Regions from separate parts of the Homo sapiens genome. Here region 2 is linked to region 1. Evidence: chromatin loops called from intact Hi-C (ENCODE). Cell type or tissue: HCT116. All regions are shown on one strand. Each heading gives the region's core, and the rest is flanking DNA. Links, peaks and the distances in the headings are about the cores only. Region 1 overlaps DHRSX (dehydrogenase/reductase X-linked). Region 2 has its middle 58 kb from the start of LINC02968.

Region 1 (4,397 bases), core at 86-4,085:
TTGAGACTGGGTTTCCTTCTTGTTGCCCAGGCTGGAGTGCAGTGGTGTGATCTCAGCTCACCACAACCTCCTGTTCCTGGGTTCAAGTGATTCTCCTGCCTCAGGCTACTGAGTCGTTGAGATTACAGGCGCATACCACCACGCTGGGCTAATTTTGTATTTTTAGTAGAGACGGGGCTTCTCCATGTTGGCCAGTCTGGTCTTGAGCTACCGACCTCAGGTAATCTGCCTGCCTCGGCCTCCCAAAGTGCTGGGATTACAGGCATGCGCCGCCACGCCCAACCAATCCCATTCTTTTTCATGGGTCCATAGTATTCCATAGTGTATATGCTCCACCCTTTCTTTATCCAGTCTACATGGCGTCCTGTTGAGGAATGGATGTAACAGGCGTCGTGTTCAGGAATGGATGTAACAATGTGCATAAAAGCAGTGAATGTTTTCTATTGGAATGGCGTTTGCCTTTCTGGGAAACTGTGGAGTCATTCGAATTGCAATTTCCTGGTAGATTTGATTAGCTAAGAGCATTGGGAATTTTTGGGGTGCGTGATGCCCTGTTGCAGATATTTTTTCACAGTGTAGAAATCTCAGCATGAATATGTCTGTTTTCTTTTCTCTTTTTTTTTTTTTTTTTGCGATGGAGTTTTGCTCTTGTTGCCCAGGCTAGAGTGCAATGGCTGAATCTGGGCTCACTGCAGCCATCATCTCCTGGGTTCAAGCAATTCTCCTGCCTCAGCCTCTGGAGTAGCTGGGATTGTAAGTGCCTGCCCCTACACCCTGATTTTTCTTTTTTTTTGTATTTTTAGTAGAGACGGGGTTTCACCTGTTGGGCAGGCTGGTTTCGAACTCCTGGCCTCAAGTGATCCACCTGCCTCAGCCTCCCAAAGTGCTCGGATGACAGGTGTCAGCCACGGTGCCTGGCCGTCTGTTTTCTTTTCATAAGAGGTGCTGGACTCACAGTGGCTCTGTGCTGTGATGAAATGACATTGCCAAAGTTTTACTCCTCACAGCTTGATTTTGTATGCTAAACAGGTCTTCTTTGGCGTGATTGAGGAGGGATGGGGAGACTTAAGGGAGCCATGTATTTAGAAAGCGATTAGATCCTGTTATGTCTTGGTAATTACTGCAGTTACAACACGCCATTCTTTCCGTGGCTCACCTAGCTGGGTTCGTGGCTAGTCATGGAGGCGCCCTGAAGAGCCTCATTTTCCCACAGCTGTAGGAAGTGTGTGGTACACCCACAATGTCTTAGCTTTTGTATTAGGGAACGTCTTCAGTTTGTTCCCTTGGCCACATGCTTTGGGAATGTCTTCAGTGTGTACACGGTGGCTGTCCCTGGGCCGCATGCTTAGGGAACGTCTTCAGTGAGGTCCCTTGGCCATATGCCTAGGGAACGTCTTCGGTGCCATCCTGTGACTGCATTCTTAGGGAACGTCTTCAGTGTGTACATGGCGGGGGTCCCTTAGCCCCATTCTTAGGGAATGTCTTAAGTATTTACACAGTGGCAGTCTGTTGGCCTATGGTTAGGGAACATCTTCATTGTGCACATGGTATCAGTCCCTTGCGCCACATGCTTAGGGAATTCTTCAGTGTGTACATGGTGGCCGTTCCTTGGCTGCATTGTTACAGAACGTCTTCAGTGTGTACATGTCAGCGGTCCCTTAGCCGTAAGCTTAGGGAACGTCTTCAGTGTGTATAAGGTGGCGGTCCCTTGGCCACATGCCTAGGGAACGTCTTCAGTGCCCTCCCTTGGCTGCATTCTTAGGGAACGTCTTCAGTGTGTACATGGCTGCCTTCCCTTAGCCACATACTTAGGGAACATCTTCAGTGTGCACACGGCAGCTGTCCCCTGGACGCATTCTTAGGGAGCGTCTTCAGTGCGAACATGGCGGGGGTCCCTTACCCACATTCTTAGGGAACATCTTCAGTGTGCACACGGCAGCAGTCCCCTGGACGCATTCTTAGGGAGCGTCTTCAGTGCGAACATGGCGGCGGTCCCTTACCCACATTCTTAGGGAACATCTTCAGTGTGTATATGGTAGCAGTCCCTTAGCCACACACTTAGGGAACGTCTTCAGTGTGTGCACATCAGCGGCCCTTGGCCGGATTGCTAGGGAACCTCTTCAGTGTGTACATGGCAGCGGTCCCTTAACCCAAGCTTAGGGATCGTCTTCAATGTGCAAAGGGCAATGGTCCCTTGGGCCACGTGCTTAGGGAATGTCTTAAGTGTGTACACGGCGGTCCCTTAGCCACATGCCTAGGAAACGTCTGCCATCTCTTCGCTGCATTCTTAGGGAGCGTCTTCAGTGCGTACATGGCGGCCGTCCCTTAGCCACGTACTTAGGGAACATCTTCAGTGTGTACATGGCGGTGGTCCCTTAGCCACATACTTAGGGAACGTCTCCAGTGTGTACAGGTGGCCGTCTCTTAGCCATATTCTTAGCGAATGTCTTCAGTGTGTACACAGCAGTGGTCCTTTGGCCACATGCTTTCCGAACGTCTTCAGTGCATACAGTGGCAGTCCCTTGGACCCATTCTTAGAAAACGTCTTCAGTTCGTACTCGGTGGCGATCCCTTGGCCACATTCTTCTGCGTGTCTGTGTCTGTGTCCTTTTCACCCTGTAAGCTGCTTTTTTTTCTTCATTGGGTGTCTCTGACTCTCATGTGGAATCCCTTTCCTCTGTCACCGCCTGTCCCAGGCACAGTGAGAGACGCAGCCAGCCTGCTCCTCTCTGCACGTCACCATCCCAGACATTCTCCAGCCAGCGTCCTGACCGCATTCATTCCTTCTCTTTCCCTTGTCCACATCCTTCTTCCCCTACACGCTTGATACCAAGAAATGGTCTGAATCACAGCCAAGGCTTCCTTTGCTTTCTGGAATTGCAGCTCCCCACCCCCACCCAGATCAGAGGTTGAGAACCTGAATCTTCGGATTTCTGGAGATGCCCCCATCGCATCAGAGACCTCTAGTGTGTTTCTTTATATCCGTGTAGACTTGGGAGGATGACAGGAGAGCAACCTTAGAAGGTGGCCTGTGCAGTTCCAGAGCCCAGGGTGGAAGGGGCTTCCATTCATCACTGCCTTCGTGCACCTTTCATTCTTGATCCAACCGTTGTTGTTGTTGTTTTGAGACGGAGTCTTGCTGTGTCGCCCAGGCCGGAGTGCAGTGGTGTGATCTCAGGTCACTGCAACCTCCGCCTCCCATGTTCAAGCGATTCTCCTGCCACAGCCTCTCTGAGTAGGGAGCTGCTAAAATAAAATACCTTCAGTTGGGTAATTTATAAACTAGAGACATTTATCACTCACAGTTCTGAAGGCTGGAGGTTCAAGATCATGGCAGATTCAGTGTGTGGTGGGGATGCACTCCCTGGTTCATAGACGACGCATTTTCTCTGCCTGCTCACATGGTGGAAAGGGCGAGGGAGCTCTCTGGGGCTCCTTTTATAAGGACAGTGATCCTATTCATGAGGCTTGATCCCCATGAAGTCATCACCTCCCAAGTCTCCCACCTCCTGACACCATTGTCTTAGGGGTGAGGATTTCAATGCAGGAATTTGGGGGAGGAACACAAACTTTCAGATTGTAGCAAATACCATTCTTTAAAAAAATGCAGTAATAGTTAAGCTTTTTTTTTTTAATTTGATAAATTTTCCAAGAAGGAGGAGACACAGAAACCCTCCGTGTTTTGAAGGTTAATATTAGTGCTGTAAAATACACGTGGGACTTGGGCTTATAAAAAATTCCTGGTCATGGCAAAATATAGGTGGTTTGCAGTACCTGGGGAAGCCCACCTTTCCTGTTTCTGACATGTAACTTTTGTGGAAATTGCCTGAAAGTTGTTTCTAGTTACCCTTCAGTCCTGTGTCCAACCCAGCATGTCCGATACTATCTAACATTGTTTTTTTTTTGAGATGGAGTTTTGCTCTTGTTGCCCAGGCTGCAGTACAGTGGCACGATCTTGGCTCGCTGCAACCTCCACCTCCCAGGTTCAAGCGATTCTCCTGTCTCAGCCTCCTGAGTAGCTGGGATTACTAAATTTTATATAAATGTTGTGTCAAGAAATATTATTGCTCTTTTGCCTTTTTTTCCCTTAACCGTTGAGAAATTCAGAAAAAAACATTTATGAACGTCAACACTGTTTTTGACAAGTAAACATTGTTCTTGGCAAGTGGGCCTTCCAAAAATAAGGGCTGGCGTTTGTGGAAACTGCTCTACTGTTCTTTTTTTTTCTTGCTACTTTTTTCTTTTTTTTTTTTTTTGAGGCACTAATTGGAATCCACTTATTCGTCCTGGGTGGAGAAAGAGTTCAGATCTAACACTGGGGGCTCTGTGTTTCCTTAGGTAATACATATGAAGTTTTTGTCACTGTAATTCAGTAATCTGTGTTAATATTATCACAA
Region 2 (4,397 bases), core at 190-4,189, 790 kb after region 1:
TACACAAAGACAGAGATGTTAAGAAATTCTCAATATTAGGATGTACATATTGGCTTTATCCATACATATCTATATAGAGATATATAATAGCTACATATCTATATGTAGGCCTGGCACGGTGGCTTACGCCTGTCATCCCAGCACTTTGGGAGGCCGAGGCGGGCAGATCACCTGAGGTCAGGAGTTTGAGACCAGCCTGGCCAACACGGTGAAACCCCGTCTCTACTAAAAATACAAAAAATTAGCTGGGCATGGTAGTGGGCACCTGTAGTACCAGCTACTCAGGAGGCAGAGGTGGGAGAATTGCTTGAACCCGGGAGGTGGAGGTTGCAGTGAGCCAAGATCACACCATTGCACTCCAGCCTGGGCAACAGAGCAAGACTCCGTCTCAAAAAAAAAAAAAAGAGGCGGGTGGGGGAGAGAGAGAGAGAGGCAAAGAGATTTTAAGGAATTTCTATGTAGGAGGTATATGTTGGTTTTTTACATGCATATATATATATATATATATACAATATATGTCTATATATACAATATATATCTATATATACTATATATCTATATATATATACAATATATATCTATATAGATACAATATATATCTATATATAAATATACACAGACAGAGACTATCTATACATCTATATATAAAATACACAGAGAGAGAGAGATGTTAAGGAATTATCAGTATAGGAGGTACATATTGGCTTTGTCCATACATATCAATATATAGATATATAATAGCTATATATCTCTATCTAGGCCGAGTACGGTGGCTCACGCCTGTAATCTCAGCACTTTGGGAGGCCGAGACGGGCAGATTACCTAAGGTCAGGAGTTCGAGTCCAGCCTGGCCAACATGGTGAAACCCCGTGTCTAGTAAAAATGCAAAAAATTAGCCAGGCGTGGTGGTGGGCACCTGTAACCCCAGCTACTTGGGAGACTGAGGCAGGAGCATCGCTTGAACCCGGGAGGTGAAGGTTGCAGTGAGCCAAGAACACACCATTGCACTCCAGCCTGGGTGACAGAGCAAGACTCGGTCTCAAAAAAGAGACAGAGAGAGAGGCAAAGAGATTTTAAGGAATTGTCTATGTAGGAGGTATATGTTGGTTTTTACATACATATAGATATATAATGTCTATATATCTATATATAGGTATACACAGAGAGAGAGATGTTAAGGAATTGTCAATATAGAAGGTACCTATTGGCTTTATCCATACAGATCTATATATAGATATATCTATATATATACATACAGAGAGAAAGGAAAGATTTTAAGGATTTGTATACATAATAGGTACATATTGGCTTTATTCATGCATAGCTATATGTAGACATATAATATCTCTATATCTATGTCTATATAAATCTATATACACAGAGAGCGACTTTAAGAAATTAACTATGAAGGAAGTATATGTTGGTTTTATACATACATATAGATATTTGAAGGAGAGACATTTTAAGGAATTGGCTACGTAGGAAGTATATATTGGTTTTATACAGACATCTATAGGTCTTGAGAGAAAGGGAAAGAAATTTGAAGGAATTGTCTAAGTAGGAGGTATATGTTGGTTTCATATATACATGTATTGATATTTGAGAGAGATTTTAAGAAATTGGCTAAGGCCGGGCGTGGTGGCTCACGCCTGTAATCCCAGCACTTTGGGAGGCTGAGGCGGGCGGATCACGAGGTCAGGAGTTTGAGACCAGCCTGGCCAACATGGTGAAACCCTTTCTCTACTAAAAATACAAAAATCAGCCAGATGTGGTGGTGGGCACCTGTAATTCCAGCTACTCGGGAGGCTGAAGCACGAGAATTGCGTGAACCTGGGAGATGGAGGTTGCTGTGAGCCGAGATCGTGCCACTGCACTCCAGCCTGGGCAACAGAGCAAGACTCTGTCTCAAAAAAAAAAAAAAAGAAAGAAATTGGCTAAGTAGGAGGTTTATGTTGATTTTATGCATGCATATATAGATATTTGAGCGAGAGATTTTAAGGAATTGTCTAAGTAGGAGGCATATGTTGGTTTTACACATACATATATAAATATCTAAGAGAGATTTTTAAGGGATTGGCCATGTAGGAGGTATAGCCATGTAGGAGGTATATGTTGGTTATATGCATGCATATAGATATTTGAGAGAGATTTTAAGGAATTGGCTATGAAGGCGGTGTATGTTGGTTTTACGCATGCATATAGATATTTGAGAGAGAGAGATTTTAAGGAATTGGCTATGAAGGCGTTATATGTTGGTTTTATGCATGTGTATACAGATACCTAAGAAAGGAAGATTTTAAGGAATTGGCTCAATGATTCTGGAGGGGAAACACTAAATTCTTCAGGTAGACCAGCAGGCTGCAGAACTCAGGAAGAGTTAATGCTGCAGCTGGAACCCGAATCCCGGGAGGCAGAATCCTTTTGTCCTTGGAAAACATTGGTCTTTGCACTTAAGACCTTCAACTGATGGGACGAGGCCCACCCTCATCGTGCGTGGTCCCTGGCTTCATTCAGACTCTGAACAAAATGTTCATCTCATCTGAAAGATACCTTCACAGCACCATGTAGCCCAGTATCTGACCACATACCAGGTACTGTGGATACAAAATTCACCATTTCAGGCAGTTCACGCTTCAAGACAGCTTGTGTGGATGGTGCCTCACCACCGCCTCCTGGTGTTCATTGAGAATATTACACCCAGGAATGCACCTCTCCCCTTCATACCTTTATGAGTTTTGTTTTTTGTTTTTGTTTGTTTTTGTTGTTGTTTTGGTTTTTTGTTTGTTTGTTTTCTGAGAAGGAGTCTCGCTCTGTCCCCCAGGCTGGAGTGCAGTGGTGAGATCTCAGCTCACTGCAACCTCCGCCTCCCAGGTTCAAGAGATTCTCCTGCCTCAGCCTCCTGAGTAGCTGGGATTACAGGCGCGCACCACTACGCCCAGATAATTTTTGCATTTTTAGTAGAGACAGGGTTTCATCAGGTTAGCCAGGCTGGTCTCGAACTCCTGACCTCGTGATCTGCCTGCCTCAGCCTCCCAAAGTGCTGGGATTACAGGCGTGAACCACCATGCCCGACCCTTTTCATATCTTTTCAAAGCATTTGCAAGTCCCCAGACGAGCTGAATCTCATCTCAGCCTGAGCTCAAACCCTGGAATGGAGATTGTGAATTCCCTTTGGACACAAAGTGAGGGGAGAGGTAAGGCAATTCTGCGGTAGGCAGCATTCTACTAAGAAGTATTCTTATGAAAGGCCAGGCGTGGTGCCTCACGCCTGTAATCCCAGCACTTTGGGAGGCTGAGGTGGGCGGATTACTTGAGGTCAGGAGTTTGAGACCAGCCTGGCCAACATGGCGAAACCCTGTCTCTACTAAAAATACAAGAAATAAGCTGGGCGTGGTGGTGCACGCCTGTAACCCCAGCTACTCAGGAGGCTGAGGCAGGAGAATCACTTGAACCCGGGAGGCAGAGGTTGCAGTGAGCTGAGATGGTGCCATTGCACTCCAGCCTGGGCGACAGAGCGAGACGCCATCTCACACACACACACACACACAGACACACACACAGACACACACACACACACACTGGGCGACAGAGAGAGACTCCATCACACACACACAGACACAAAAGAATTGTTTTTATGAAAGTTAAGACTCAGGGCCAGCATGGTGGCTCACACCCGTAATCTCAGCACTTTGGGAGGCCAAGGTGGGAGGCTCACTTGAAGTCCAGAAGTTTGAGACCAGCCTGAGCAACATACTGACATCCTGTCTATAAAGAAATGATTTTATTTATTTTATTGAAATTTCATTTCAGACAGGGTCTCAGTCTGTCACCCAGGCTGCAATGCCACGATCTTGGCTCAATGCAGCCTCGATGTCCCGGACTCAGGAGATCCTCCCACCTCGGCCTCCCAAAGTGCTGGGATTACAGGAATGAGCCACTGCACCCAGCCAAAAAAATTTTAAAAACACCTAGCCAAGCATGGTGGCACAGGCCTATAATCCTAGCTACTCACATGGCTGAGGCAGGAGGATTGCCTGAGCCCAGGAGTTTGAGACTGCAGTCAGCTAGGATTACACTACTACACTCCAGCCGGGGCAACAGAGCAAGATCCTGTGTCTAAAATAAATAAATGAATAAAAGTTAGACATCAGTGCTTGCAAGAAATTTAGCGTCTTCATTCATTCATTGATTTTCCCACAGTTATCAAATGTCTCCTCTGAGCTAGGGTCCACTCTAACGGGGCCCGATACAGTAACAACCAGTGTTCACAGAAATAGCAAGCTCTCAGCTTCCTTCTCTCCTGCCTCTTAATTTCAAAATCTCTTGCTCACACACATCGGTGTCACACGCGTCCGTGTGAAGAGAGTCCGGGCTGAGTCCATAAAAAAGAGTCAGCA

The links. Peaks named below come from ENCODE experiments on the same cell type or tissue, not always from the same donor. Only the 100,000 strongest peaks of a DNase experiment are listed, where the experiment ranks them.
Region 2: a loop joins it to region 1, with 9 times the contacts of the local background. A loop is called at or near these places in 2 of 110 quality-filtered maps.

Annotation. Positions count from the first base shown.
Region 1 is chrX:2,462,044-2,466,440 of GRCh38, reverse strand. All of the region lies in intron 1 of DHRSX (dehydrogenase/reductase X-linked), which reads left to right. Among named protein-coding and RNA genes, the nearest start is that of DHRSX, 37 kb to the left of the region's middle. In HCT116, for the core only: no CTCF peak of the experiment used is centred there; DNase peaks (open chromatin) are centred at 1,680 and 2,170; H3K4me3 peaks cover 2,749 bases; H3K27ac peaks cover 3,319 bases.
Region 2 is chrX:1,671,722-1,676,118 of GRCh38, reverse strand. No RefSeq gene overlaps it. Among named protein-coding and RNA genes, the nearest start is that of LINC02968, 58 kb to the left of the region's middle. In HCT116, for the core only: a CTCF peak has its summit at 2,672 (motif pointing left); a DNase peak (open chromatin) is centred at 2,658.